Linked DNA regions of Homo sapiens: region 2 is linked to region 1. Evidence: read pairs that join two places in POLR2A ChIA-PET (ENCODE). Cell type or tissue: Panc1. All regions are shown on one strand. Each heading gives the region's core, and the rest is flanking DNA. Links, peaks and the distances in the headings are about the cores only. Region 1 overlaps YAP1 (Yes1 associated transcriptional regulator). Region 2 overlaps CFAP300 (cilia and flagella associated protein 300).

Region 1 (16,297 bases), core at 5,087-13,086:
GCCATAAGCCTTGGGACATAATTGGATTGTCTACAAAACTGATTTCAGTTGAAACATTTCATGTTGAAAGTTACGTCTATCTCTAAGAAGTTTTTGGATTATTTTATCCTGAACACAATGCCTAAAATTAGAATACTGGACTAAAAATACAAGTTTGTTAAACTTCTGTTTTCCCAAAGGTAACTAGGATAAATAGTTTGACAGACTTTCAAAACTGGGGAAATAAGTTACAGGAAATTTAGCCAAAACATAATCATGCTTCTGTTCTGTATTTCAAAGGTCAAATAGTTTTTTTCTAACTGAAGCAAGTATTTTTAGCCATTTTCTTCTGTAATAATACAAAAATGTGGTAGCTTTTCCCATTGAGCTTGTAAATCTTAGCTAATGTGGGACACATTTGGAGTCAGAGCTATCTACGCTGTAAGTAAAACTAAGGGTCCCAGTTTGTTCTGGAGGAAACTTTGCAGGGTGGTTCATAAAAGAAAACATGAGTTTGCCTGCTTTATTTAGTGGACTTTTATGGAACCAAGACCTAGCCATAAGCCATTGGCCCTTCTTACTACATTTCTCTCCTCTCATGTAAATAGCAATATAATTTCCCAGAAGTCAAAAAAGATGCTAAGATTATGTAGTTTTGAAAGTTAAGGTATGTTGGCCTTACATAAAATGATGCCTTAGTCCACATCATTTAGAAAAATAATGAGAAAGGCAGTAAAAGTAGTCAGAAGTCTGGAAACACTTAGAATATTTTTAAGGTTTTTTTAAATTTTTAGAGTATCCAAGAGAAACGAAAGCATGTTTCTACACAAAGCCAAAATGTAGAAATAACCCAAATGCCTATCAACAGATGAATAAACAAATGTAATATATTCCTACAGTGGAATACTAGTTAGCAATAAAAAGGAATGAACTGTGGATATAACATGAATGAATCCCAAGATTATCACACTAAGTGAAAAAGTACATGCTGTATGATTTTATTTTAGAAAATTCTAGAAAATACCGAATAATCTACAATGACAAAAAGCAGATGATTAGCTTCTGAAGGTTGAAGTAGGGGAGGTGAGAAGTAGTGGGAGAAAATTTTGAGGATGATTATCTTTTTTTTTTGAGATGGAGGTTCGTTCTTATTGCCCAGGTTGGAGTGCAATGGCGCAATCTCAGCTACCAGAACCTCTGCCTCCCGGGTTCAAGCGATTCTCCTGCCCCAGCCTCCCAAGTCCTCCCGAGTAGCTTGAATTACAGGCACCTGCCATCACACCCAGCTAATTTTTTGTATTTTTAGTAGAGACGGGGTTTCTCCATGTTGGTCAGGCTGGTCTCGAACTCCCAACCTCAGGTGATCTGCCCACCTCACCCTCCCAAAGTGCTGGGATTACAGGTGTGAGCCACTGCACCCGGCTGAGGATGATTATCTTGATTGTAGTGGCAGCTTCACAGGTGTACACACATGTCAAAACTCATCAATTTATGCACTTTATAATTTATTGTATATCCGTTATATATCAAAAAGCTTTTCAAAATTTACTTGGAATATCTAATCACCTGTAACTAAAAGTTTCAAAACTCAGCTGAGTATTTATACCTTTAGTATGCTATCCATAATCTGCATATATGTTATTTGTATCATTGGCCTTGTTACATTAGAGTCATCCCTTGGGGGATTGGTTCCAGCAAGTCCCTTATATAAAATGGCATGCTATTTGCATATAACCTACACACATCCTCCTGTATACCTTAAATCATTTCTAGATTACTTATAATACAATGGAAATGCTATGTAAAGAGCTGTTACACTGTTATAACTGTGTTGTCATTCTGTATTGGGAATAATGGCAAGAAAAATAGTCTATATATGTTAAGTACAGACACAGCCTTCCATTTTTCTTCTCGAATATTTCGATCCATACTTGGTTGCCTTACGGATATGAAAGGCTAACTATATTTGTTTTCATGCCAAATTCTTCCCTATTTGATTAATAATACACTCCTGCCACCAGTAAGTAAAGTGTCTTTTTTTCATTGATTCTTTCAAGTCTAATTTAGGTGAATCCTTAGGTTAGTTACTGTTAGTCATGGCTCAAATATAGGTTTAATGAGAAGAGTGTTTCCATAGCCCTTCAAGGGGTCGGATATCTCCTTAGGTAACTTGGAATGATTTCCCTGCTTACTGACATCTCTAAGTTATCTTTCTTTATAAATCTGCATAGTTGGTTCTGCAGTGTCTGCTGACATAGAAATTCAGTTGTTAAATGAAGTAAAAAGTAAAAATTTCACGGCTTTTAACAAACATAGTGGCCAAATTCAAAGCAGCAAGAACATGGAGAGTCTAGTCTGCACATGATACTAGTTTTAACCTAATAAAAAGTAGGAATTTTATTTAAAAGGCTAAAATAAAAAGTTGTAAAAATAATATGAAAATTATAGCCAATTCAGTTATTTTAGTTATGACTTACAGTTTAGTGTTATATATTTGTTTTGTGCTACAAACAGGAGCATACCTTCTTTGATAAAAAGCAAATGAGAGTCTTTAGAATATTCTCCAATACTCCCATGTTTGTCACAGAACCCTAGGCATCAGCCTTTTCTGGAGTCTATAATTTTATTCATTTTAAAGTTTATTGTTAAATACATCCTCATATTTTAAGAGCAAAATAAATTCTTCAAGGAATTTTAAGTTGTTTTATGCTCCAGAGTAATTCATTCACTCTGGCCTTAGGGGGTACAGCAAAAATAATTACGATATTTTGTGATAAGTGCTGTGTTCAGGATGTTAAAGACATGACATGTCTGTGTCTAATCCAATCTCAAGATCGAGATGGGATCACCACGGAGAGTTTCTTCAAAAAGGTAGTGCCTTCACCAGGTCTTAAATAATACGGAAGAAAGGCATGGTATTGAGAGGATGTGTCCTCCCACAGACAGACTACAATGAGTGTAGTATCACTGTTTTAAAGTCACTTCTCACTTTGTAAGATGAGCATGGGAGGAGTCAAAAGTAGAAGATAGAAAAGAAATAAGAGGGATCCCCATAAGACTGCAAGAAAAGTTAAAAAGATGATGAGTATAAATGAAGTTACTTTTGAGGCAAGCAGGAAGAGGTGGCAAGAGGGGCCAGAAAAATCAAAGATTATACCTGATGACCTGGTTTTTTTTGTTTGTTTTGTTTTTTGTTTTTTGTTTTGAGACAGAGTCTCGCTCTGTCACCTAGGCTGGAGTGCAGTGGCGCAATCTCAGCTCACTGCAACCTCAGCTTCCTGAGTAGCTGGGACTACAGGCATACGCCACCACGCCTGGCTAATTTTTTTATATTTTCAGTAGAGACGGGGTTTCACCATGTTGGTCAGGCTGGTCTCCAACTCCTGACCTCAAATGATCCGCCCACCTCAGCCTCCCAAAGTGCTGGGATTACAGGCGTGAGCCACCACACCCAGCCAATGGCCTCAGTGTTCTAATGTAGATGGAAAAGAAATAGACATGGACTTCACTGGCTGGGCATGGTGGCTCACGCCTGTAATCCTAACACTTTGGGAGGCCAATCGCTTGAGCTCAGGTGTTAAGACCAGCCTGGGCGACATATAGTGAGACCTTGTCTCTACAAAAAAATTTGGAGGAAGAGAAAAGAAAAGAAATGGACTTCCCTGAATAGGGGCTTGAGATAGTATGCCATATTTGGAGTAGTGACCATGAGGATGTGAAAAACAACTGACCAAGAACAAAACAAAACAAAAAAACCAATAAGTGGTACTAGGGTCCATCCAAAACCAAAGACCTTTAATTTGTAATGATAACATTCTGGATAGTTATGTGATTTCTTTTTTTTCTTTTCCCTTAGCATTTCTCAGCAATCTCAGAATGAAAATGGAACAAATACACTTTGGCATTGCTTTGGGGTTGGGATTTGCTGGGCTGAGATAAAATTATATGTACATCAGGAATCTAAAAGGTGCTTATGCTGTTTTGAATGATCAGTCATGAATTTAAGCTTGTAGGGAAGGAGAAAAAAAAATAAGATACCAAAAGACAGCCAATAGACTAGACTAGTAAGGAGAGATGGGTCTGGAGTCTCTGAGGTTGGAGGGCTGGTAGAGTGGACATGAGTCTATGCAGGAACTGGTTAGAAAAAAATGTGAGAAAGTAAAATAAGTGCATGTAAGATTTTGGGGAGAGAAGTTTCTAAGCCAGTTCTTGGGTATGACTGAGGGAATTAATGATTGAAATACAGTGATGAAGTGGTCAGTATCATTTCGGTGTAAAGGCGATCCCGGCATTTCAACAATGGGTTATTATATGGGTTTTATGCATGGAGGTCATAATTCCAATGTGATGAATGCAGTTGGAATGAAGAGAAACACTGATCATCGTCTCAAAACATGACTTAAGATTTTAGAGTTGGTTTGGTTTCAAATAACAGGATCTTAGTGGCTGTGCAATGGGTGTTTGAGTGGAGTGGAGATGAAGGTCACTGGAATCCAGAAGGTTCAGGAAGCTGTCAGGTTAAGTGAATTGTCCATTTAATACTGAAGCATGTTAAGAGGCATGGAGAATACTTGGAGTGGCAAGAGGCTTTGACCAGACTCCAGAATTTTCCCGTATATAAGATGGAGTAACGAAGAGATCAGTAAATTTGAGTACAAGAAGCAGTTTACCTTGCAGGGAAGACAGGCAAACAATTTTGGCATTTGGCCAAGTCCCTAGGTTCCCTCTCAGGACATTGGTGTTTGTTTTTTTTTAAAGTACAGGATTGAAAAGAAAAGGAATTTCATTGATACAGTTAAGAAAATATTAAATAGAAACTTGTGATATAACGTGCTTCTTTTTAATGTATAAATAACAAGATCTAAGGCTGGGTGCAGTGGCCTATGCTTGTAATGCCAGCACTTTGGGCGGCCAAGGAGGGTAGATCATCTGAGCCTGGGAGATTGAGACCAGCTGGGCAACATGGCAAAACCCTGTCTCTACAAAAATACAAAAAATTAGCTGGGTATGGTGGTGTGCCTCTGTGGCTGCAGCTACTCATGAGGCTGAGGCAGGAGGATCACTTGAGCCTAGAAGGTCAAGGCTGCAGTGAGCTATAATTGCATCACTGCATTCCAGATTGGGTGACAGAGTGAGACCCTGTCTCAAAAAGATTAAAAAAAAAAAAAATCTAGAAGCACATCTTATAACGTAACTACTGTAGCATTGAAATAGCAATGATCATAAATGGTATTTTAAAATATTTGCAACAACTACAATGTGATATGAAAACATTTATATGTTCTATTGGTGAAAAGTTAGGTACAGTGAATACTAATGGTGCATACTACATTGGAGAAAATGTTGACAAATTTAGCGAAAGTTAATGTGTAATTTTTTTTTTTTTACCCCATTGAAGTTCAGAGACTCTCTGAATTCTGTCATGGTCCGCTGGTTAAGAAACTCTGGTTTAAAGGATGGTATATCCAGAAGGCATAAACCTAAAGAAAAATAAGTGGTATTTGCATGCAGGAGAATTGTAGTTTAGAAGTGGCAGCGTAGAGCTAGGAGAAGCTTTCCATACTTCAGGACCCCATGGCGATTGTGGAGGTGAGGGCTGGAGATGGTGGGGCCGTGCCTCAGTGAGCAGACTTGGCTCAGAAAGCTGTGTGGAAGGATGACGGAGTCAGGCCAGTATCCTTTGTGATAAGAAACTGTATGTATTTCAAATCAAACCCAAAAAGTAGAGGGAAAGAAAGCTGATGGTCTAGTAGAGATGATGTTTACGATAGGTGGAGAGGCACAGTGAAAATTCTTAGGAGGGTAAGAAACAGTGAACAGATAAAGGAGAGAAAAAGGACAGAGTAGTAATGAGTGTGCTACGGATGGGTCACAGTGAGATGAACTGTTTTTGAGGTCCTGGGCAAATACAGGCTGAAACCTGGGAGGTTTGGAAGCCCTTGAAGGCAGGCCTTCTGCAACCATCAGAGTAGCAACCTACAGCCTTTGCTCAGGTTTACAGGGAGAATCCTGCTGAGAAATTGTTGGATGACCCTGAAGAAATTTTACCCCATTTTAAATATTATGTTTGTGGTGGAGAAGCCTTGGGTTTGTGTTTTAACTTCTGATGTCTTTTTTTCATTTTCCTCCTCTCTCCCTGCTAGAGGATGGAACATATTCTATCCAGCTCAGGATAGAAAAACCTAAAGTCAAAATGAGACATTTAATAGCAAAGTGTGAAATAGTGTTGGGGGTTGGGGAAGGATTGGTGTCTTATAGTAAAATCATCAGATGCTATTCTTCCTACTTCTTTTTTTTTGGCGGGGGAGGGGGTCGGGGGGTTCCAAACACACAAAACCATATAAGAGTTGTCGAGTAAAAGCAAACTTTAAGAATTATTTTTTTAGGGCCGGGCGCGGTGGCTCACGTCTGTAATCCCAGCACTTTTGGGGGGCCAAGGCGGGTGGATCACGAGGTCAAGAGATCGAGACCATCCTGGGTAACATGGTGAAACCCCGTCTCTACTAAAAAAAATACAAAAAATTAGCTGGGCGTGGTGGTGCGTGCCTGTAGTCCCAGCTACTCGGGAGGCTGAGGCAGGAGAATCACTTGAACCCAGGAGGCGGAGGTTGCAGTGAGCCAAGATTGCACCACTGCACTCCAGCCTGGTGACAGAGTGAGACTCCGTCTTGAAGAACAAAAAAAAAAAAAAAAAAAGAAGAATTTTTTTTTAAAGACCAGACTTGCCATTCTATAATAACCCAAAGGAGGATTTGGGAGTATCTTCCAGAGTAAGGAAAATAACAAAAAGAAAACAAAGTAGCAAAATGTATATAGGGTGGGGGGTGGTTAATATGACTAGACAGACTTTAAATATATGTAACTTAATTTTTAGTCATTTGAAATGGATAGAATTAGGTCATTCTGATTGGGAAATGTATTAACTTTAAAGTAGATGTTTTTAATCTATCTGCACGGTTACTCTGATGAACGTTTTATTTCTTTAAACCTAACATTAAATGTGTTAATCAGTAGATTGATTCTCTTTGGCTTTATTTTTAATTAGGAGTTAGCCCTGCGTAGCCAGTTACCAACACTGGAGCAGGATGGTGGGACTCAAAATCCAGTGTCTTCTCCCGGGATGTCTCAGGAATTGAGAACAATGACGACCAATAGCTCAGATCCTTTCCTTAACAGGTTGGTGAAAGTTGCTACTGGTGAATATCTGAAAAGGATCATTGCTTTAAAATCATTCTGCTTAGTGCTTGTAATAGGCTATTTGGAACATCTGTGTGGGCCAAAAACCATAGCTGTAAATGAATCTCTCTGTAAATGGCAAGTACATGCAGAGTTGAGGATTAAAAGTTGTCTCCTGTGAGAGGAAGTGAACTGTTCAGACTTGTACAAGGGATACTTATTCAAAGTCATGACGTGTTTGCTTCTGCCTATACTGTTGACTAACAGTTACTTAAAATTACAGAATCATGAAGGAACATGTGAATGCCTTTCTGTGAAAGCAAATGAATTTCATGTTAAACCTACTTAGGATTGCATTATAAGGATCACTGGAAGGAATTTTCCACATAGCTATTCAAGCTAAAACGTTTCACCCAGCAGCACTGTAAGGCCTCATGTTCTTAAGGGCTATAGTCCAAGGAGATAAAATGTAAGGTTGTGCCTCTTTCAAAAATGCACTAAGATTAACGGCAGTATTTGAAAATAACATAGCTTAGGGATGCTTCTTAGTGAGTTACCACAAATCCTGGGTTTCAGACAGATTGCAATATTACATAAACTGCCATTTTGAAGTCTGTAAGCTGAAACAGGTCATATTCTTTGCCTAGGAAGTCATTTAAGATTAAGATTTAACTAAAATTCCTTCTTCTAGGTTGTGGAGTTTCAAACTTTTTAAAATATGGGATTAGTTTACGCTTTGGATTCCTTTTCTAACTGATTTAAATAACACACTTTCTTAAATACTCAAAGGTATTTTGCACTAGGAAAACTATTACACCACCTTTTCAGTTCTCACCAATTGAATTGGAAACTTAGTAATTCCAAGAGAAAATATCTTATCCTGCTAAAAGTATTTAGTGCAATAGAATTCACCATTTACTCAGTTTTTAAGATTAGTACTGGTGGCCTAGTTGGAAGGTTTGATTTTGAAGACCATCTAAAATGTATTTTAAGTTTGTATTTACTCTTCTGACATACACTTTAAAGTTCTAAAAGTAAGTGTATTTATATAAGATTATAGTTCTAGACTTAAACTGAGGCTAATTAAGAGAGGCATAGCCTCAGAACTTTTTTTCCAACAAGGAAAATTTCATATCCATGTAATTCCAGTACCTGTCTTGTTGAAGGGGCTATATTAATCCCAGGGATAAAAATTAGACCATTTTAAAAATGGATAGGCTGCATATCCTTCTGACAGTCACTTATGAAGATTTTTTTTCTTAAAACTTTTGATGAGAGCTGGGCTACAATTTGAGATTCTATTTTCTGGGAAGATCAGAGTGGCAGATAATCAGTGTTACTAATCTAAGGGCAGAATTGTATATGCATTCTCTGCAGTACCCCCAGTTTCTAATAATAACATACATCTGACTTTGACTTTTTTTTTCTTTAAAAAAAAAAACAACTCTTGGCTGGGCATGATGGCTCATGCCTGTAATCCCAGCACTTTGGGAGGCCAAGGCAAGTGGACCACCACCTGGGGTAAGAGTTCGAGACCAGCCTGACCAACATGGCGAAACCCCATCTTTACTAAAAATACAAAATTAGTTGGGCATGGTCACGCATGCCTATAATCCCAGCTACTCGGGAGGCTGAGGCAGGAGAATCGCTTGAACCCGGGAGGCAGAGGTTGCGGTGAGCCGAGATCATGCCGTTGCACTCCAGCCTGGGCAACAAGAGTGAAACTTGGTCTCAAAAAACAAAAAGACAAACAAAAAAACCTCTTGATGGTTTTTCCCTTGTTTACTATTTGATTTATGTATATTCCTTAAGCTCTAAATACTTTTTGCCCCAACTTGCCTTGGCATTGACTCTTAGTAGTAATGCTGAGTTCCCTTAGTTCCCTTTTACTTTTACCCTCAAAGCTCACTCAGATGTCCCCCTCCATGAAACTTTTACCCTTTACTTCTAAGCTCCCTGTTTGTTCTGAAAGCACTGTGCTTACATCTGAGTTCATATAGCCCCTAAATATGATTCATTAGTATATTTGTTCATTTCCCTCCTTGAAGTTGTGAGCCTCTCACAAAACATTGTTTGTAGGTGGTGGTGATTGTTAACCTCTTTATCCTCAAAGCCTAGTCTAATGCCTGTCATGTAGTAGCAGATGCTCAGTGAATGTTTACTGAATGAGTGGGGCCTGTAGGAAGTGGGGTTCTGCAGGGAGCAGTTCCTCACCAGGAAAATGGCCCTGTAAACTCTGTCCTCAGGAATGCCCATGTGCTTCCCCTGTGGTTTGGAATGAACTCTGCGCAACTCTGTAAGTTCAGTTATTCAGTAATAGACTAAAATGTCTGATGTGTGTCCCATGCTTAGCAGCCGAATAGAGTGATGACTAGGACCAGGCTCTTGTCCCAGATCAGGGCAGGCAAAATACAAACAAACCACATCCTGAGGCCTTCTCATATATGGCTGCATTGTATACCAATGGTCTCAGAGGCAAATGTGTGTTTTCTTGGATCTGTGTGAGGCTTTTGAGCCTTGGCAAAATCTGGCAGAAGCATTAGAGTAAACCAGTGATGGCAGTATATAGAATGAGGGGAGAGAGAGAACAAGGCAAATGCATTGCATCATTTAGGGAAGGCAGTTGGGGTATTGACTGAGCTTTTAGCCTTGAGCAATTGTTAAACTTGTTTTTATTTTTTAACTTTTATGTAAGTTAAATAGCTGCTTATTAAATGTACAAGCCGTAGAGAAAGTTGAAGTTCACACTCACACAGACCATTGAAGAATAACAGCTGCCTTGATTTTATGCGTTTCTCTAAGATTTTGTAGAGTTAGTAGAACTCAGGGAATGCCAGCTGATGTCTAGATGCTACTAGCTTAGGAAAGTGTTCTATTTCTCAGGGTAATGGATATTTACCATACTTTTAATGTAAATCTGGGAAACCTTACTTAGTCTAAAGTGAAAATCTGTGTTGGGTCATTTTATTTTCAAGGGATGTGCCTTGCAGTTTTTTGTTTTGCTCTTTTCTTTAACTGGAGCTATATGATTTCCCGTTTCGTTTCGTACTGAAGTGTTTGAGGCTTTTTCCTCCCCCGCCCAAACACAGAAGCAAGGAGATCAAGCCACGAGTATTCTTATCTTATTGGCAGTGACTCACCTATTTTGGCTCAGTCCTAAAAGGAATTCTGGTGGTTTATTTGGGGTTGATTTTTCCTTGGCTTATGTTCTCTGCACAATAGCTAGGAATTTAACTTGAGTCTAGTGCAGACCTGTCTCCTCGCCCACCTGGAGTTTGTGTTGTGACGTCTCTGTGCCACCACCACCTGGAGAATTGAGGCCTTGGGACAAGTAAGTTGTATGGGTTCCTCCGCACCCCCAGATTCAAATGATATTACAGAGAGGAGAATACTGATGCAGAGAATTTTCTGTCAGCCAGGAAAACTAACTGGGGGTATCTTTTTTTGTCCCTTATTGTCACCAAGCACAGAACCTTAGGAGAAATCTTGGTTCCTTAGAGCTGCCAGCTTCAATTAGGATTAACTTGTCTATTTCACTTCATAGCACAAGCCCTGTCTATGGCCCTGAGGGAGGGTGCTTGTTTCAGACATTGCAGGACAGGAATTTTCACTAATCCTCTTTGAGAATTATGTTGCTGCTCAGCAGGTGTTTATTTTTACCTTGAATTGATTTTTAAAATTTTTTGTGTTGGTCTTTAACTGTCATGTTTATGTAGTGGCACCTATCACTCTCGAGATGAGAGTACAGACAGTGGACTAAGCATGAGCAGCTACAGTGTCCCTCGAACCCCAGATGACTTCCTGAACAGTGTGGATGAGATGGATACAGGTTGGTATTCTTTATTCCTCTTAGTAACCTGACTTAACAGTGGGATATGTTATCACCAGGTCTCATAAGGTATTGTAAGCAAAGATGATTCAGAAGAAAACCAATTAAAATCCTGTAAATTTGAATTAAATTGATCCTGCTTTGTCTCTATACGGTGATTTGTAACTTGTCTTTTCCTAGTTTAAAAAAATATATATCATGGATTGGCCGGGTGCAGTGGCTCATGCCTCTAATTCCAGCATTTTGGGAGGCCAAAGTGGGTGTATTGTTTGAGCCCAGGAGTTCAAGACCAGTCTGGGCAACATGGTGAAACCCCATCTCTATAAAAAAACATACAAAAATAAGTCAGCTGTCATGGTACATGCCTGTAGTCCCAGCTACTCAGGAGGCTGAGGTGGGAGGATGGATTGAGCCCCGGTGATCACACCACTGCACTCCAGTTTGGGTGACAGAATGAGACCTCTTCTCAAAAAAAAAAAAAAAAAATCATAAATTGGATATATTAGCTCTATTTGAATAAAACTCTGATAACATGACTTATGTTAGCATGTTGATCTTAATTGGCAGGACAAACTGACAACCCTGTTAGAACATCTCTCTCCTTATAGATTAGTGTCCTTAATTTTGAGAGATGTCTACATGTAATTCAGTGTTTGTCTTCATCTTTTCTCTAAGAGTTTTTGGTCCACCTTAAGTGTTATGGGGCTCAGGAAACCAGGTGGGAAAGACTAGGAGGTGGGGCTCACTTACTTTGTTAGAATAGTTGCAGAAGGCCAGGTGCGGTGGCTTAAACCTGTAATCCCAGCACTTTGGGAGGCCGAGGTAGCCAGATCACGTGAGGTCATAAGTTCAAGACCAGCCTGGCCAACATGGTGAAACCCTGTCTCTACTAAAAATATAAAAATTAGCCACATGTGGTGGTATGCACCTGTAATCCCAGCTACTCGGGAGACTGAGGCAGGAGAATCATTTGAACCCGGGAGGCGGAGGTTGCAGTGAGCCAAGATCACACCACTGCACTCCAGCCTGGGTGACAGAGCAAGACTCCGTCTCAAAAAAAAAAAAAAAAAAAAAAAAAAAGAATAGTTGCAGGGGTCTTGCAGGAGCTAAGAAATACCTGCCTCACAGGGGTAATTACGGAAGCATTTCTCCTGTGGCTTACCTGGCAACCATTGCCCTAGAGTTGACAACTGCCAGAGTGCATGAATTGGCAGGGAAATGAAGCTGTTCTTTAGCTACCAACTCTTTCACTAACTGCTTCTATTCTGAAAGTGTTTAGCAAGGCTTTTGTGCCTGTATTCATCCAGCTCCTGGCTTTGATGCTTTCTAGAATCCACACTACCCCTCCTCTCTGATTATCTAGATGTTAAATCATCCTTAGGAGCCACTTCAAACCCATTTCACACACAACACCTTTACTTACTCCTCTAATCTGTATTGCTCTCTTCTCCAGACCCCTGTAGCACTTAATGGTTTATGTTAGTTTTTCTGAAAGTATGTTCTATTGAAGCTCTGAGGAGTGTTAATGTTGTCATATGCAAAAAAGGCTCTGTGGCCAAGTAAGTTTGGGAAACCTAGAAGCAAGGCTAGGAAGATGGATTTATTCAAAGCCCTCTGGGAAGGCTTGTTTTGCTGTTAGGAAGGTGCATCTCCTAAGGGTAGAATAAAGTATTCTTGCAGTCTTTCTATTTTAGTGTTTCCCAAAGTATATTTAAGGCCAAGGTAGGTCTATACCACTCATGTTTATGTTTAGTCTTATTATGGTGGTGCTTATCTGGAAGACAGGGTAGTGATGCTGTCGTGTTGTGTACTTGTTCTTTCTCCCGCTGCTGCATATAATTTTTCAAGGGCTTTTTTATTTTTTTCATGACTCCTTTAGTGCTCAGCACATAATAGCAATCAAGCTGTTATTGGATATCTGAACAATGTTGAAGCAAAAGTAAACTTGGCATTGTTATTTTGTTATCTGTGAGTTGTTTGACCTGATATAAATTCTAGGTATCAGTTTAGGTCAGTCAGGAGCGCTTTTCTTTCCCTGTGCATTTCTCTGTGCTCATATGATACAGCCCTGATGTTAGCTTTTCAAAAAGGACTTTGTTATCTCTGTGTGTTTCCACTAGGTGATACTATCAACCAAAGCACCCTGCCCTCACAGCAGAACCGTTTCCCAGACTACCTTGAAGCCATTCCTGGGACAAATGTGGACCTTGGAACACTGGAAGGAGATGGAATGAACATAGAAGGAGAGGAGCTGATGCCAAGTCTGCAGGAAGCTTTGAGTTCTGACATCCTTAATGACATGGAGTCTGTTTTGGCTGCCACCAAGCTAGATAAAGAAAGCTTTCTTACATGGTTATAGAGCCCTCAGGCAGACTGAATTCTAAATCTGTGAAGGATCTAAGGAGACACATGCACCGGAAATTTCCATAAGCCAGTTGCAGTTTTCAGGCTAATACAGAAAAAGATGAACAAACGTCCAGCAAGATACTTTAATCCTCTATTTTGCTCTTCCTTGTCCATTGCTGCTGTTAATGTATTGCTGACCTCTTTCACAGTTGGCTCTAAAGAATCAAAAGAAAAAAACTTTTTATTTCTTTTGCTATTAAAACTACTGTTCATTTTGGGGGCTGGGGGAAGTGAGCCTGTTTGGATGATGGATGCCATTCCTTTTGCCCAGTTAAATGTTCACCAATCATTTTAACTAAATACTCAGACTTAGAAGTCAGATGCTTCATGTCACAGCATTTAGTTTGTTCAACAGTTGTTTCTTCAGCTTCCTTTGTCCAGTGGAAAAACATGATTTACTGGTCTGACAAGCCAAAAATGTTATATCTGATATTAAATACTTAATGCTGATTTGAAGAGATAGCTGAAACCAAGGCTGAAGACTGTTTTACTTTCAGTATTTTCTTTTCCTCCTAGTGCTATCATTAGTCACATAATGACCTTGATTTTATTTTAGGAGCTTATAAGGCATGAGACAATTTCCATATAAATATATTAATTATTGCCACATACTCTAATATAGATTTTGGTGGATAATTTTGTGGGTGTGCATTTTGTTCTGTTTTGTTGGGTTTTTTGTTTTTTTTGTTTTTGGCAGGGTCGGTGGGGGGGTTGGTTGGTTGGTTGGTTTTGTCGGAACCTAGGCAAATGACCATATTAGTGAATCTGTTAATAGTTGTAGCTTGGGATGGTTATTGTAGTTGTTTTGGTAAAATCTTCATTTCCTGGTTTTTTTTACCACCTTATTTAAATCTCGATTATCTGCTCTCTCTTTTATATACATACACACACCCAAACATAACATTTATAATAGTGTGGTAGTGGAATGTATCCTTTTTTAGGTTTCCCTGCTTTCCAGTTAATTTTTAAAATGGTAGCGCTTTGTATGCATTTAGAATACATGACTAGTAGTTTATATTTCACTGGTAGTTTAAATCTGGTTGGGGCAGTCTGCAGATGTTTGAAGTAGTTTAGTGTTCTAGAAAGAGCTATTACTGTGGATAGTGCCTAGGGGAGTGCTCCACGCCCTCTGGGCATACGGTAGATATTATCTGATGAATTGGAAAGGAGCAAACCAGAAATGGCTTTATTTTCTCCCTTGGACTAATTTTTAAGTCTCGATTGGAATTCAGTGAGTAGGTTCATAATGTGCATGACAGAAATAAGCTTTATAGTGGTTTACCTTCATTTAGCTTTGGAAGTTTTCTTTGCCTTAGTTTTGGAAGTAAATTCTAGTTTGTAGTTCTCATTTGTAATGAACACATTAACGACTAGATTAAAATATTGCCTTCAAGATTGTTCTTACTTACAAGACTTGCTCCTACTTCTATGCTGAAAATTGACCCTGGATAGAATACTATAAGGTTTTGAGTTAGCTGGAAAAGTGATCAGATTAATAAATGTATATTGGTAGTTGAATTTAGCAAAGAAATAGAGATAATCATGATTATACCTTTATTTTTACAGGAAGAGATGATGTAACTAGAGTATGTGTCTACAGGAGTAATAATGGTTTCCAAAGAGTATTTTTTAAAGGAACAAAACGAGCATGAATTAACTCTTCAATATAAGCTATGAAGTAATAGTTGGTTGTGAATTAAAGTGGCACCAGCTAGCACCTCTGTGTTTTAAGGGTCTTTCAATGTTTCTAGAATAAGCCCTTATTTTCAAGGGTTCATAACAGGCATAAAATCTCTTCTCCTGGCAAAAGCTGCTATGAAAAGCCTCAGCTTGGGAAGATAGATTTTTTTCCCCCCAATTACAAAATCTAAGTATTTTGGCCCTTCAATTTGGAGGAGGGCAAAAGTTGGAAGTAAGAAGTTTTATTTTAAGTACTTTCAGTGCTCAAAAAAATGCAATCACTGTGTTGTATATAATAGTTCATAGGTTGATCACTCATAATAATTGACTCTAAGGCTTTTATTAAGAAAACAGCAGAAAGATTAAATCTTGAATTAAGTCTGGGGGGAAATGGCCACTGCAGATGGAGTTTTAGAGTAGTAATGAAATTCTACCTAGAATGCAAAATTGGGTATATGAATTACATAGCATGTTGTTGGGATTTTTTTTAATGTGCAGAAGATCAAAGCTACTTGGAAGGAGTGCCTATAATTTGCCAGTAGCCACAGATTAAGATTATATCTTATATATCAGCAGATTAGCTTTAGCTTAGGGGGAGGGTGGGAAAGTTTGGGGGGGGGGTTGTGAAGATTTAGGGGGACCTTGATAGAGAACTTTATAAACTTCTTTCTCTTTAATAAAGACTTGTCTTACACCGTGCTGCCATTAAAGGCAGCTGTTCTAGAGTTTCAGTCACCTAAGTACACCCACAAAACAATATGAATATGGAGATCTTCCTTTACCCCTCAACTTTAATTTGCCCAGTTATACCTCAGTGTTGTAGCAGTACTGTGATACCTGGCACAGTGCTTTGATCTTACGATGCCCTCTGTACTGACCTGAAGGAGACCTAAGAGTCCTTTCCCTTTTTGAGTTTGAATCATAGCCTTGATGTGGTCTCTTGTTTTATGTCCTTGTTCCTAATGTAAAAGTGCTTAACTGCTTCTTGGTTGTATTGGGTAGCATTGGGATAAGATTTTAACTGGGTATTCTTGAATTGCTTTTACAATAAACCAATTTTATAATCTTTAAATTTATCAACTTTTTACATTTGTGTTATTTTCAGTCAGGGCTTCTTAGATCTACTTATGGTTGATGGAGCACATTGATTTGGAGTTTCAGATCTTCCAAAGCACTATTTGTTGTAATAACTTTTCTAAATGTAGTGCCTTTAAAGGAAAAATGAAC
Region 2 (16,297 bases), core at 3,342-11,341, 150 kb before region 1:
AAGTTTTCTGTAGAGACTGTGAATGAGCTTAATCAATTTTCATAATTAAGTGCACTTGCTACTAGACAGTGATTGTTGTATAATTCATTGTATTTTCCTTTTACCCTTGTATGGTAGTGTTAAGTGTAATGTACAATTTTGATAGCCTTTCTCCATCTGGAGTTCCTGTTTGTTTGTTTATTTATTTATTTTTGTCTCTATTTTGTTTATTTGTGCTCTGGTATTTATTTCCTTATACTAACTTAGGTTTGTTCTTGCTTTTTTAGTTTCTTGAGGTGCATCATTAGATTATTTGAAGTCTTAGTACTTTTTTGATGTAGGCATTTTTTGCTGTAAACTTCTCTTTTAGCACTAATTTTGCTATATTCCATAGGCATGGGTATATTATATTTCCATTTTTATTTGTTCAAGAAAGTTTAAATTGTTCTTCTGAATTTGTTCATTTACTCACTGGTCATTCAGGAATACGTGTTGTTGGTTCTCATGTATTTGTATAGTTTCCAAAATTTCTTTTGTTATTGATTTCTAGTTTTATTCCATTGCAGTATGAGAAGATACTTGGTATGTTTTCAATTTTTTAAGTGTGTTGAGACTTGTTTTGTGACTCAGCATATGGTCTATCCTGAAGAATGTTCCATGTGCTGATGAGAATAGATATTCTGTAACTGTTGGATGAAATGTTCTGTAGATGTCTATTTGGTCTAGAGTGCAGTTTAAATCCAGTGTTTCTTTATTAATTTTCTGTCTAGATGATCTGGCTAATGTGGAGAGTGGGGTGTTGAATTTCCCAACTATTACTGTATTAGAGTCTGTCTCTTCTGTTAGCTCTAATAATATTTGCTTTATATATTTATGTCTGCTGGTGTTGGATGCATATATATTTAGAATAGTATATCCTCTGCCTGAATTGACCCCATTAGCATTATATAATGAGTTTCTTAGTCCCTTTTTACTGTTTTATTTACAGGTCAAGTGAGTTTGCTATGGGCAACATATAGTTAGTTGGATCATGTGTTGTTGTTGTTTTTTAATCCACTCAGCCAGTTTACACATTTTAAGTGAAAAATTTAGTCTGTTTATATTCAAGGTTATTATTGATATGTGAGGACATACTTCTGTCATTTTGTTAATTTTTTTGGTTATTTTGTATATCTTTTGTTCCTTTTTCTATTTTTGTTTATCTTTGGGGTTTGGTGGTTTTCTTTAGTGGCAATATTTGAATCCTTTCTGTGTTTTCAAATTTTGCTTTCAGGTATAGGTCTCCCTTAACCATTTCTTACAGGGCAGGCCTAGTGATGATGAATTCCTTCCATTTTGGCTTGTCTAGGAAATACTTTCTCTTTTATTTATGAAGGATAATTTTGCTGGGTATAGTATTTTTGGCTGCTAGTTTTTTTCTTTGTTTTCTCTCTCAGCACTTTGAATCATCCCATCCTCTACTGGCCTGTAAGGTTTCTTCTGAGAAATCCATTGTGAGTCTATTGAGGGTTTCCTTATATGTGGCTAGACACTTTTCTCTTGCTGTTTTTAGAATTCTCTTTCTCTTGCTGTTTTTAGAATTCTTTTTCTTTAACTTTTGATGGTTTGATGATAATGTGCCTTCAAGAAGACCTTTTTGGGTTGTACTTATTTGGGGATCTTTAAGGTTCCTGTATCTGGTCGTCTAAATCTCTTGTTAGAATTGAAAAGTTTTCAGCTATTATTTTGTTAAATAGATTTTTTTTATGCCTTTGGGCTTCTCTTCACCTTCTGGAACACCCATAATTCAAAACTGTGTTTGCTTTATGGTATCCTATATGTAATGTAGGCTTTGTTCATTCTTTTTCTCTTTTTTTTTTGTCTGACTGGGTTACTTCAAAAGACCTGTCTTCAAGTTCTGAAACTCTTTCTTTGGCTTTATGTAGTCTATTGTTGAAACTCTCAATTGAATCTTTTATTTCATTCATTGAATTATTCAGTTCTAGGATTTCTGTTTGGTGCTTTTTAATGATATCCATCTTTTTGGTGAATTTCTCATTCATATCCTGAATTGTTTTTCTGATTTCTTTGTATCCTTTATCTGTGCTTTCTTGTATCTCACTGAGCTTCTTTAATATCATTAATTTTTTGAGAGAATTTTTTTTTTTAGGACTAGAGACAGGGTTTCACCATGTTGCCCAGGCTGGTCTCAAACTCTTGGGCTCAAGTGATCCACCCACCTCAGCCTCCCAAAGTTTTGGGATTACAGGTGTGAGGTACCATGCCTGGCCATATCATTATTTTGAATTTTTTTCTTATAGCTCATAAATTTATTTTTTATTAAATCTGTTGCTAGAGAATTATTGTGTTCCTTTGGAGGTGTCATCTTTTCTTCCTTTTTCATATTTCTTGTGTCCTTATATTAATATCTGTGCATCTAGTCACTTCTTTGAATTTATTGGATTGGCTTTTTTAGGAGAAGACTTTTTCCCGAAGATGTACTTACGGTGTTCGTTGGGTAGAGCATTTTGGTTTTGATTCTGGGTGTATGCAGTAGTGTAGTCTCCATATGATTTATTCAGGTGTACTTGGCATCACTGGTGTCTGTGTTTTCCTCAGTGGCTTAGGTTGCAATTGTTAGTAGAGGCTGGGGTGAGGTTTTGCTGGGGACAGGTAGGCCAGTTTTTGGGCCCCAGTAGTGGCAGCAGCTGGCCAAAGCACACCTGTCCTTGGGCCCCTGAGCAGTGTAGGCAGGCAGTGGTGTTAGCAGGTCCAAGCAGGCTGATTCTTGGGCCTCCACGCAGCTTGCTCATGTGCCAGCAGTGTTAGTGGTGGGCTGGGTGTGTGGATGTGTGTTTGGGTCCTCAGGCAGTGTGCATTAAATGGATGATGGCTGTAGCAGTGGTGGGACAACTTTTGGGTTCCCAAGCAATACACACTTATATTAGTGGTGGCTGTGATGTGCTAGGCAGGCCAATCCCCAGGCCCCCAGGGAGCAAGTATGGGTGGGTTCCAGCTGCTATGGTGGTAGCCAGTTGAGTAGGCCTGTGCTCAGATCCCCAAGAGGAGCACCCAGATGTCAGCAGTGGTGGAGGGGACGGGGCAAACCCCAGAGTCCTGGGTGTGCTTGGGCACTGGATGGGGGACAGTGCCAGGCCAGAGGGGCTGTCCTCAGGTCCTCCAGTGGTACATTCAGGCGGATCCTCTTGTGAGTTGGGCAGGGTGATCCTCAAGCCCCCTAGCAAAGTGCTCAGATGGAAGCAGCATGGGCAATGAGTGGAGAAAGCTCATCCTGAGGGCATGTGCAAGGGAGCTGTGGCCCTGCTGCATGGGGTGGGGTGGGGTTGCTGTCAGTGGCTGCAGCCACTGGCAGGCGGCTCTTGGGTTCTGGAGAGCACACATTTCAGCCCCCAGCAACAGTGGCCATGGCAGTAGTGGCAGCAACAGTAGGGAGAGCCAGTCTTCAGGGCACATGCAAGTGTGTAGTGGCCCTGCTACCAAGGGAATGGGGGGTACAAGGTTGCTGCCAGTGGCATATGTTTCAGCCCCTCAGCTGTGGGTGGGAGATCCCATCTTCAGGGAACATGCAAGTGCGTGGTAGACCTCCTGCTGGTGGTGGCAAGGTTGCTATCAGTGACAGCGGCCCCAGGTAAGTGGGTTTCAGGCTCTGGGGAACACATACTTTGTCTCCCTTTGTCTCAAGGGCAGCCTCCTCAGTGTACTGCGTCACTCATTCCCTGGGGTACAAGACACCATGCAGAGTCCATGTGGACATTTGGGGATGTCATTGGGGCTCTAGGGATGTGGAGATGCAGGGACTTTTGGGCCCCAAGGAAGGATGCAGTCCGGTAGGAGTTGGATTCTCAAAATGGTGCCATCCTGCAGCTGCTTAGGACTTGGAGGTGGGGGAGGGGTGGTGGGAGCCAGCATGAGTTCCTCTCTGGAGCAGTGCCATTGTGTGGTCTCCAGGCAGCTGCCTATTACTAGTCTCTGGGCCCATGAGGGTTGAGGAGCTCTCCCATGGTGAGGATTGCAGGAGTCCACAGTAGAAATGTAGACTGCTGGGGTCTTTCACTTACCATTTTCCTGCATTGGGAAGCCTCTCCAGACTCCCAGCCAATCCCAGCTCCTTCTGTGCTTGTGTGTTTCCTGTCACCTCTCTGTTGAATTCCAGTATTCTCTCTTAGATGCCCTCTTTGAAGTGTGATTATCTACTTGCTATTTTGGTTCTACTTTGTTCAGGAAGTGAGTGCCAGATGCTTCTAGTCAACCATCTTGACATCCCTCCCATGTAAAGTTGTTTATATGTATTTTTTTTTCCACTTTATTTCTTGACCATAGTTTTTTTGTCCTTTATTATTTGGGTCTTATTATATCTATATTTTACTTTTAGTTATTTCACATTCTTTTTTTTTTTTTCCTCTGTCACCCAGGCTGGAGTGCAGTGGTGCAGTCACAGTTCGCTGCAGCTTCAATCATCTTCTGAGCTCAAGCAATCCTCCCACCTCAACCTCCTGATTCACTAGGGCTACAGGCATTCACCACCACGTCCAGCTTATTTTGGGGGGTGGTTTTAGTAGAGATGAGGTCTCACTGTGTTGCTCAGGCTGGCCTCAAGCTCCTGGCCTCAAGCGATCCTCCTGCCATGGCCTCCCAAAGTGCTGAGATTATAGGCACAAACCACCATGCCCAGCCTTCACATTCTATTTTTAAAATAGGGAGGCTGAGGCAAGAAGGTCACTTGAGCCCAGGAGTTTGACACCAGCCTGAGCAACATAGTGAGACTCCATCTCTAAAAAAAGAAAAAATAAAGTAGGTAGGATATAAACAATCCAGTGGAAAAAATATATGTTATATCTTACATTGGTCACCTTTTTATACCCACTACAATCGATAAATGAATCAGTGGTCTGTATTTCCCAATGGCATAAGAAAATCCCCTACATCGGATCTAGTTTTCTGCTTTCTGTATGAGGTAGCAAGACCTCAGAAGAGCAAGAGTCAGTGTCAATAGGTGATGTGTGAAGTGATCTTACTAGATGAGAGCAGGAAAGCGAGAGCTGGATATGAGGCTCCAGCACCTGAATGGTTCAAAAAGGAGTACTTGTGGGAGTAAGAACAATCGTGATCCAAAATCCATAAGAGGAGAGAGCTTAGAAAATGACCGTTTAGTCTCTGGGTAGAAGCCAAGACGGAGGCCTTATGGGATGGAGAAGTGTCCTCATTTATTTATGCTCCTATTTATTTCCAAATAAGATTTGAGGTGACATAACACTAAAACAATTACTAAAAATATAAACTAGAAAAAAGAAATAAAGTGGAAGGAGGGAAGACTTAGCCACTGTGTTTTAAATTTTGATTTGTTCTTTTCATTGAATGTCAGTTCCTAATGATAAAATAGAGGCAAATAAATGCAGATTACAGGTTACTCTCTTCAGTTGACTCAAGATTGGTTCTTAAAATAGGTGTAAGATTATTTTTAAGTCTATAAAATGAAACCTTTGAAAACAAAAGTAAAAATCTTGAGTTATGTTACATTAAGATGAATTTTATCGTCTTAGGTTTTGCTAGTGGAAGACTCAGAAAAATATGAAATATTCAGCCAACCAGATAGAGAAGAGTTCCTGTTTTGTCTTTTCAAACATCTTTGCCTTGGTGGAGCCCTTTGTCAATATGAGGATGTGATTAGCCCATATCTGGAAACAACAAAGCTTATCTATAAGGATCTGGTGAGGTAATGTTGCTAGATCACAATATGTAAATCTCTAGTTAATAGAATAAATTATTTGCTTAACCTTGATGGAATTACACAACATCATTCAGTGGTTATATTAACAACCAAAGCATATAAAAAGCTCTACCCTTACCCCCCTCTCATAACCTTCCCCCTCTCTTCCAGAATAGAAAGATTTCTGGATTTCTCTCTCATTTAGTTCTCAGTCCCCTCATTCTTCATCTAGCTCTTCTGCTTTTTTCCTCATTCAGACCTGTTACAAACTGCCATCTTCCAAGCCTTCTTTTTTTCTTACCAAGCCTCCTTTTAAATCTGAAGGGAACACAAGAGATCCCTCCAGATGTTTGAGTTTGCTTAACTAATAGTAAAAACAATTATTACCTTTGTTCCAAAGAAGTGGAAGAATTTTCACGTAGGTGTAATCTTTACCTTTTCAAATTAATCCCAGTGCTTATGCAGTTTGAAGTATTCTAGTAGCATTTTTCTTTTTGAAGATCAAATGAGAATTAAAACCTTACAAATTTCTTATTTGTACCTTTCTTTTAACTGAAATGAATGTTCTTTGGTTGGGTTTTTCAGTTATGAAGATATTGGATCATCTTAATAGGCAAAACAATAGAAAGCAAAAGATCTTAAAAGTTAGTTATATAATTTTACTTTAATAGGAGAAAACAAGAATTAGCTTCTCATTGGACTCATAATTGTTACTTTACTTATACTCAACACCTTAATTCTCATATCCATTCCATGTGTCATATAGCTATACAGCAAACTGCATAATTTAGTTATGCAATTAATTTATTTTATGGTTTTAAAAACAGAAAAATGTTTCTATAATCTCTCTGTGATTTTAATGAACAAGTTATTGTCAACACATACAGATTATTGGAAGAAGATATGTTAGAAACAGAATTTCAGAAAAAGCATACACATACCTATTAATATATCAAACATACTGTCCTAATTATTTGAAGTTCATGTAAACCTGCTAGACTGCTTCTAGCACTCCCTGAAGATACTTCTCTGTATACCCTACACATACACACACACACACACGCACTCATGCACGTACACACATACTACTACCACTACTACCACAACGCGTTGTACCCCATCCGCCACATGAACCTGTGGAATTCCTCACTACTGTGTGCTGTGGAGGAGGAGATTGTGTTGGAGATATTTGAAGTAGAAATAAGTTTAGAACCTACACATTGAAGAAACTGCTATTTTTCCCAACATTCCCTTCTCCAGATTCTCACCTGTGATTCTCTTCTACATTTTTGGATGCTAAGAAAAAGTATGACTGCTTTACAGTGTCTAACCTGCCCTTGCAGATAAATATTATTGCTAATCCATTCTAGCACAGTCCATCCCTTATGTTTGTACATGTTGGGAGCACACTACAGCGTGTGATTTTAGGAGTCTCTAACTCAAACAAAAGGGTAAAAATGTTATTAAAATATTTTCTTCCTCATCCATTATAACAGGTCCTATAAAACACACCTTTTTTATTTTTTAAATTTTAATCATTTATTTTTTGAGACGGAGTCTCACCGTGTCACCCAGGCCAGGCTGGAGTGCAGTGGCGCGATCTCAGCTCACTGCAACCTCCACCTCCTGGGTTCAAGGGATTCTCCTGCTTCAGTCTCCCAAGTAGCTGGGATTATAGGCACAAGCCACCATGCCTGGCTAATTTCTTTATTTTTCATAGAGACGGGGTTTTATCATTTTGGCCAGGCTGGTCTCAAACACCTGACCTCGGGTGATCTGCCCGCCTCAGCCTCCCAAAGTTCTGGGATCACAGGCGTGAGCCACTGCACCTGGCCTATTTTATTTATTTTTTATCTTTTTATTTTTTTTGAGACAGGGTCTCACTCTGTTGCCCAGGCTGAAGTACAGTGGCACAATCTCGACTCACTGCAACGTCTGCCTCCTGGGCTCACGTAGTCCTCCCACCTTAGCCTCCCGAATAGCTGGGATCACAAGCACACACCACTACACCTGGCTAAGTTTTTCATATTTTTTGTAGAGACAGGGTTTCACCATATTACCCAGGCTGGTCTCAAACTTCTGGACTCAGGTGATTCACCTGCCTCAGCCTCCCAAAGTGCTGGGATTACAGGTGTAAGCCGCCGCGCCCAGTCAGGTCCTTGTTTTTTAAAATGTGCAGAGTTACTTAGAATAGTCTGGACACCCCAGAGTTTAGAGTCAATATGGGACTGATCCTCAGAAATAATCGCAAATGACATTGACAAGAAACAACTATATTATGTCCAAACCATTAATATAATTACACTTTTAAAAAATATTATGTGGAAATTATGTTTCTTTATCCTTAAAAACCATGGTTATCAGAGGATGGAGTTAGTGATGGATAAAGATCTGATATAATGCAATTATTAGTAGAACACCATAGAGCACTAATCAATATCACTTTATATTTCCTTTTCCTTTTTTCTTAAGAGATATAGGACAGATGATAACTGTACTTTCTTGCTAGGCCTATAAAAAATTAGACAAATTATTTTAGAGATATTTTAAAGTAATACTAATGTAGGATCAGAGGCAACAGAATAATATGATTTCTTTCTATTAGAAACTAACGTCTAATAATGTACAAATGGTGGTTTCTTTCTAAAACAATTACTTGTTTTTGTTTTGTTTTTTTTTATTTTTTTGAGATGGAGTCTCACTCTATCGCCCAGGCTGGAATGCAGTGGTGCAATCTCGGCTCACTGCAACCTCCGCCTACCGAGTTCAAGCAATTCTCGTGCCTCAGCTTCCCCAGTAACTGGGACTACAGGCGCATGCCACCATGGCCCAGCTAATTTTTGTATTTTTTGTAGAGGCGGGGTTTCACCATGTTGGCCAGGCTGGTCTAGAACTCCTAACCTCAGGCAATCTGCCCACCTCGGCTACCCAAAGTGCTGGGATTACAGGTGTGAGCCACCGTGCCCGGCCGATATACTTGTGGTACATGTTTATATGTGTTAAGTGATTGTTCTGATATCAAATACTAAATTTTCCTCTAAACTGATTTGATGAACACTTTTACAAAGTTTTTTCTTTCCTCAGATTTTTAAACGGAAATAATTTATGTATAGTAAAATGAATAAATCATAAATATACATACAATTTGGTGAATCTTTATGTATGTTTATACCATATAACCACCCACAGATCAATACTTAGAATTAGATATAACCATAGATATGTTATTTATATTGACCTAGGTGATTATATAGGTGTATGCAAAGTATTTTATATATAGTGGTTATAGTCATCCCTTGGGTAAGCACAAAATCTTAAAAGTAGTATTCAACTTTTAAGCAGTATGTTAAGCAATAGAGAAATCAAAAGAAAATGAACTTGACCTATGTCATAGAAATATTTGGAAATCAATTTAATCCTGGGTTTAAGTCTAAATGAAATATCTAGTAGAGATGAAAACCACCTAAGATTGTTGAACCCTGAAATGGCTATGGCTGGTCATCCCCAAAAGGTACACAAGCTCAACCATACATACACACACACCGCTCAAACTGAGTCTTCCTTTTTCCTCCTCCTCTTCTTTCTTCTCTCCCTCTTCCAATTACTTTTACATATGTAGTAGATGGAGAAGCAATACTTACACCTAAAAAAGTAGAGAAGAGGGTATCTTTCTTTAAATTTTACCTATACATGTCACACATTAATAATACCTTTGATACCTATGTATTAAATATTTATAGAGTGTATAGGTCTGGGATGAGCAGCTGAGGTGTAACAGAAAGATGACTGGACTCTGAGTCACCTGTATTCTATTCCCAGAAATACCACTTTTATTTAGCTTATCTTAATTATAGCATTTAGCTTCTTTAGTTATATTGTCCATAAAATTGACAAAATAATGCCTACCTCAATGAGTTGTGTGATCTTTAAATGAGGTCATGTATATAAGGGTATTTTGGAGGCAGGGTGCAGTGGCCATCACCTGTAATCCCAGGACTTTGGGAGGCCAAAGCAGAAGGATCTCTTGAGGCCAGGGTTTCAAGACCAGCTTGGGCAATATAGCAAGACTTTGTCTCTACAAAAATAAAAAATAATAAAAAGTTAAAAATTGTGTAAAAAATGTTTTACAAACTGTAAGGCATTATAAATATAAAGTGTGTGTATATTTATTTATATATATGTAACAAATTATAAATATATGTCTGTAGCTTATTTTCTCAATCCTTAGTTTGCTTTCTCACTACATATTGCCATAGGAAATCTTTTGTGGGGAGAGTAACTGAAAGAAAACTACTGAAAAAAATTATTTTTAATATGATATAACTTAGCAATATATAATTTAACAAATAGTTGTTTGGGGTTTTTTGGGATTTGTTTGTTTGTTTGTTTGTTTTTGAGATGGAGTTTCGCTCCTGTTGCCCAGACTGGAGTGCAATGGTGCAATCTTGGCTCATCGCAACCTCCGCCTCCCAGGTTCAAGCGATTCTTCTGCCTCAGCCTCCCGAGTACCTGGGATTACAGGCTATGTTTTTGTATTTTTAGTAGAGACAGGGTTTCTCCATGTTGGTCAGGCTGGTCTCGAACTCCCGACCTCAGGTGATCTGCCTGCCTAGGCCTCCCAAAGTGCTGAGATTACAGCCATGAGCCACCGCGACCGGCCCACAAATAGTTTTTATATACATTATCTCATTTGATTTTCATATACTAAAAGGAACATATTATTCCCAATTTACATATGAGAAAATTGAGTCTCAGAAAGGTTAATCCTACTCAAAGTGAAAGAACTAGCATTTGTATTTACATTGTTTAAGTCTTCAGTCTATCATGCTTTTATCTACCCCGTATGGCTGTTTACACTTCAGTCTGATTTTTACAAATCCCTATTCATCCAATAATTGTCTCTGTAGCCTGGGAAGGTAATTTCATCATCTGAGTCTCAGACTGACCTTAAACCTTCTAACTGTAAGATTCAATTTTCTGCTATTTCAATTCAGTTGACCTTGCCCATTCTTGAATGAAGCCTCAGATGCCATTTTTTCAAACCACTTAGTTGGATAGTATGTATTTCCATGTTCTATATGAATAAGAACACTTAAATACTAAAAGGGATCATTACTTAAATGTATATGCCAATGCCTATTATATGTTAAAAGCACCTTTTCTTCCTTTTTTTAGTGTTCGAAAGAATCCTCAAACCAAGAAAATACAGATTACCTCTTCTGTCTTTAAAGTTTCAGCTTATGTAAGTGTGAGAGAACTTTTGCAACCAAAGAATTTAATTACTTTTTATTAATAGAGTTGTTACAACTGGAGTTAACAATCAGGACAATGTTATGCCTAGGAGAAAAGACAATGTTATTTAGAGTTTTGTTAAAATTAAAAGTTGATAGAGTATGCTTTTGTTTGGAGAACAATTTGAACTTTTTTCCCTGGCTTCCTTTCTGTCATCTGTATCTAATAACATTGCCTACTTATTTTAGAGCTAAATCTGTGACTCAGATAGAGTAGAACACAGTTCTCTTAGTCTGTCAAACCATCATTTATAGGGCAGATAAATAAGAATGCCACAAATGTCGCCGGGCCCGGTGGCTCACGCCTGTAATCCCATTTTAGGGGGCCGAGGCAGGCAGATCACGAGCTCAGGAGATCGAGACCATCCTGGCTAACACTGTGAAACCCCGTCTCTACTAAAAATACAAAAAATTAGCCGGGCATGGTGGCACGCGCCTGTAGTCCCAGCTTTGGGGAGGCTGAGGCAGGAGAATTGCTTGAACCTGGGAGGCGGAGGTTGCAGTGAGCCGAGATCATGCCACTGCACTCCAGACTGGGCAACAGAGCGAGACTCCATCTAAAAAAAAAAAAAAAAAAGAATGCCATAAATGTGTCTTTATACATAGAATCTGGTACTTGAATTTCAGTATTATACAAAAGATATTATTACATTCGAAGCAGTTTCTAAGTATCTTCATTCAATCACTTAACAAGTATTTATTAAATATATACTGTGTATCAGCTATTGTACTGGGCTAAGTCACAGTGATAAACAAAAGAAACATAGTCCCCACCCCGTGCAGTGGCTCATGCCTGTAATCCCAGCACTTTGAGAGGGCAGATCACTTGAGGTCGGGAGTTCAAAACCAGCCTGGCCAACATGGTAAAACCCCATCTCTACAAAAAATACAAAAAATTAGCCGGGTGTGGTGGGAGACGCCTGTAATCCCAGCTACTTGGGAGCCTGAGGTATGAGAATTGCTTGAACCCAGGAAGCAAAAGTTGCAGTGAGCTGTGGTGGTACCAATACTGTACTCCAGACTGGGCAAAAGAGTAAGACTCCAACTCCAAAAAAAATTTAAAAAAAAAAAGAGAAAACAAAGATAGAAAATTGCTAAATATAAAATTGTTGCAATATTAGCACTTTAAAAGCACTTTTTTTAAAATGATGGGATTTGTCTTTGGACTATAAATTCCTTAAAGACAAAAATTATGCATGTAAGTATAGTACATATGTATTCCTATCATAGTAGACTGTGCTGTCCATAAATATTTTAAATCATTAATTAACTGCCAATTTATTGTCAAAGATTTTATCCATGTTTCCTGTTTTGACAGAAAATACATAATAGGCAAATATATTGATTATCACTTAAATGTAGTTGTATACTAACTAATTTAGGATTGGCCGGGTGCTGTGTCTCAAGCCTGTAATCCCAGCCTTTTGGGAGGCCGAGACAGGTGGATCACAAAGTCAGGAGTTCAAGACTAGCCTGGCTAAGATGCTGAAACCCTGTCTCTACTAAAAACACAAAAATTAGCTGGGCATGGTGGCACATGCCTGTAATCCCAGCTACTCGGGAAGCTGAAGCAGGAGAATCACTTGAACCCGTGCGGCAGAGGTTGCAGTGAGCCGAGATCGCGCCACTGCACTCCAGCCTGGGCGACGGAGCAAGACTCTGTCTCAAAAAATAATAATAATAAATATATAAATACATAAATAAAATAAAATAATAATAATTTAGGTTTGTCTTTTTCAGGATTCTGCTGGTATGTGCTATCCTTCAGCAAAGAATCATGAACAGACATTTTCTTACTTTATTGTGGATCCTATCAGGCGTCACCTTCATGTTTTATACCACTGTTATGGTGTGGGAGACATGTCTTAATGTTCTTTCAGATTATGTACCTCTACTATTTTGTATTTATCATTTTTCTATCTTAATACTAACTTATAGATAAACATATACTTTGCAAATTAATTCAAGAAAAATGTAAGGAGCCTACTTAGAGCAGAAGAAAGCAAACACCAAGATGCCTTTTTAAAAATTTGTGTGGAATACTAACCGGGGATCAAATTTCATCCATAATAAAATCTATACCAAAAAAGTTGTGGAATTTTTACAGAAAGTTACAAGGAATTAGAAATCTAGTTCATATTTGTTGCATTGTGATTCAAGTGAATCCTCAATTTTCCATGTATTTTAATTTATAAGCTAATTAATTATGGATTGAAAATGTAGCAGAAAACTAAACATGTCTACCACTGATCATTAATATGAATTGTTAGTTTATTTAACTTGTTTCATTTAATTACATTTCTTCATTGCACAAGCGTTTACATCTGTAAAGCTAGGCAAAGCATAACAATTCTTTTGCTTCATTTGTTCCACTTATAAGCCTCAGTAAAGAAGTAACGTTCTGGGGCCTGGCACGGTGGCTCACGCCTGTAATCTCAGCACTTTGGGAGGCCAAGGCGGGCGGATCACGAGGTCAAGAGATCGAGACCATCCTGGCCAACATGGTGAAACCCCGTCTCTACCAAAAGTACAAAAATTAGCTGGCTGTGGTGGTGTGTGCCTGTAGTCCCAGCTACTCAGGAGGCTGAGGCAAGAGAATCACTTGAACCCGGGAAGTGAGGTTGCAGTGAGCCGAGGCTGTGCCACTGTACTCTAGCTCTGGCAACAGAGCAAGACTCCGTCTCAGAAAAAAAAAAGGTTCTGAAAGTGGTTGTAAACTCTTGTATCACATAATAAATTAAAACTGCAGCTGTCCCACGGCTAATACAAGAGCTACATGTAAACAGAGAAAGTTGCCTGATGGCATTAGTAAGTCGTTCAAAGAGTGAGAAGCAGGTTATCTTAGTACTGTTCCTTATTTCATTCATAGAATGAATGTATAACCTAGATTGTTTTTGGTTTATTTTGATGGCAAAAATCATTGACATATATCCCATGGGTCATGGGAAGCCTGTAAGAAATGTTGAGGTTTGAGGAGGAGCAAGTTTGAAAGATGTGTTTCTGTGTTGTGGGATAAAGACGATAATCTTGGACTTGAACCTGGATTTGAATCTGGAATGCAGCTGGCAATTTGGGTATAGAGCTCAGGAGAAAGAGTATGTTTTACTTCTAATACCTAACACAATGACTTGGCATATTAAATGTTTATTGAATGAATAACTACTTTCTAGATATCCTCATAATACCCATAGATTTTTTTAAATTACATAAAAACATAAAATCAAGAACTGAAATGTCTGTTTGCTACCAGCTTTGCTGCTTACCTCACAGTTCCCTATGACCTGGAGACCCTTTCGATCAATCAAGTGGCCAATCAGTAATTCTTTTTGAATACCAATTCTGTGCAAGGCACTGGGCAGTTTACTTTGGGGAAACATACACTCCCTATAAACCTATTTAGGAAGGTAATCTTTAAGAGTGTGACTACCAATAGTGATTGTTGCATGAATTCAGAGATAGAAGAGATCACTCTGAACTAAGATAGGCTTAGTCTGGCTTCTATGGAAAGACTGGTGGGATATCAGTAATGGAAGAGAACAGCAGTTGAAGGGAGCACATGATGTGGCGAGGTACTCTGGGCTTGGCCCTTGGATGAAAGTCCAGAGGCGAAAGATGGGAAAGTGATACTGAGGAATTGCCACTATTTTTTCTCCGCTCTAAAGGTGGAGGTAGATAGGACCTTTGAGGAAAGATTGCTCCATTGTTTTGGAAAAATCATTTGATGACTCATTTGTGATTATGCAAATTATCTGTATTATAAGGCATAATAGAGTAGTGATAAAGAGTTTGGGCTGGGCTGTCAGGTTGCCTGGATTTTTTAATTTGCCATTACTTGCTGTGTGACCTTGAGCTGGTTACTTAACTCTCTGCGCCTTAATTGTCTTTTCTATAAAATGGAAAAAAATAATAGGACTACCTCGCAGGGCACGGTGGCTAACGCCTGTAATCCCAGCACTTTGGGAGGCCAAGGCAGGCGGATCACGAGGCCAGGAGATCGAGACCATCCTGGCTAACACAGTGAAACCCCATCTCTACAACAAAATAACAAAAAAAAAAAAAAAAAAAAAAAAAAAAGAAAAATGAGCTGGGCGTACTGGTGGGAGCCTGTAGTCCCAGCTACTCAGGAGGCTGAGGCAGGAGAATGGCATGAACCCGGCAGGCGGAGGTTGCAGTGAGCTGAATCGCGCCACTGCACTCCGGCCTAGGCGAGAGAGCGAGACTCTATCTCAAAAAATAAAATAAAAATAAATAATAATAATAATAATAATAGGACTACCTCATAAGTTCCCTTTTTTGGAAAATTGTATTAATTAATACATATGTTGGTCTTTGAATGATGCCAGGCACATAGTTTAAGTGCTCATGAATTTTGGCTGCATTCTCTACTGAGGAAATATGAAGAAAAAAAAAGAGAAACAGTTAACTGTCTGCATAATAATGTAAAAAGCTGTCTTCTTGGGGCCAGAATTGCTTTTGTATAGATTATTATTAATTGACTGAAGAGATGGGAAAATTGGTTTTTCCTCTTTGGAGGCCCCAGAGAACGTAGAGGTCCTGAGCACGGACTCCAGGGATTTCTTTGGCAGCATTTGTACACTTGGAACTATTTGCGCAGCTATTTGTTATAATTTGTTTAATATCTTTCATGAAAACAAGTACTGTGTCCATTTTGTTTACCTTTGTGTCCACAATGCCTAGAACTTGAAAGACAATACATGCCTATTCTCTGACTAAGTACTGTTGGTAGAGAGAAACTGGCCTTTGAAGTGCAACTGTGGAGACTGTGGAAAGCGAGGGAGGAGGAAAGGTTGGTGCTGAGAGTTATAGATCATCAGCATGGAAGCCTCCTCTGCAGGGGCTGAGCTGGTGGACTCTAGCAGCCTTCATACCTACGTGCCCACCTTAAATTTACTGTACAGTCATCCCTCTAGTTATACTTCAACCTTTTGTTAAATTTTGCAAACTATTATAGTCTGGATTCATACTGTAGTCTGGATTTAGCTGCCCAGCATGGGATTAGATATGCAGCCCAGGAACATGCCTGTGGCAAAAATTGTCCCTAGAGAGCAGCAGCCGCAGCCTGTAGAAGCCGGCTTTGTAAAAGCAAACTGTGATCAAGTGAGAGAAGAGGGGTTGTCTGGAGTGAGACAACTGGCCATGGTGACAAGTGACCACAGAATGGCTTTCTGAGACTTTCTGAGAGCATTCTTCAAAAATTCCAAAAGTATCTAGAACTAGAAATACCATTTGACCCAGCCATCCCATTACTGGGTATATACCCAAAGGACTATAAATCATGCTGCTATAAAGACACATGCAC

What was found. Peaks named below come from ENCODE experiments on the same cell type or tissue, not always from the same donor. Only the 100,000 strongest peaks of a DNase experiment are listed, where the experiment ranks them.
Region 2: POLR2A ChIA-PET joins it to region 1 with 18 read pairs; 2 of 35 experiments call an interaction of 5 or more read pairs at or near these places.

Annotation. Positions count from the first base shown.
Region 1 is chr11:102,216,598-102,232,894 of GRCh38, forward strand. YAP1 (Yes1 associated transcriptional regulator) reads left to right here. Exons shown (of 9, transcript NM_001130145.3): 7 at 7,025-7,155; 8 at 10,872-10,984; 9 at 13,105-16,297. The coding sequence ends at 13,343. Among named protein-coding and RNA genes, the nearest start is that of BIRC3, 93 kb to the right of the region's middle. In Panc1, for the core only: no CTCF peak of the experiment used is centred there; no DNase peak of the experiment used is centred there; H3K27ac peaks cover 2,663 bases.
Region 2 is chr11:102,070,354-102,086,650 of GRCh38, forward strand. CFAP300 (cilia and flagella associated protein 300) reads left to right here. Exons shown (of 7, transcript NM_032930.3): 5 at 5,520-5,692; 6 at 10,862-10,928; 7 at 12,718-14,201. The coding sequence ends at 12,846. Among named protein-coding and RNA genes, the nearest start is that of CFAP300, 31 kb to the left of the region's middle. RefSeq lists an enhancer at 15,428-15,929. In Panc1, for the core only: no CTCF peak of the experiment used is centred there; no DNase peak of the experiment used is centred there.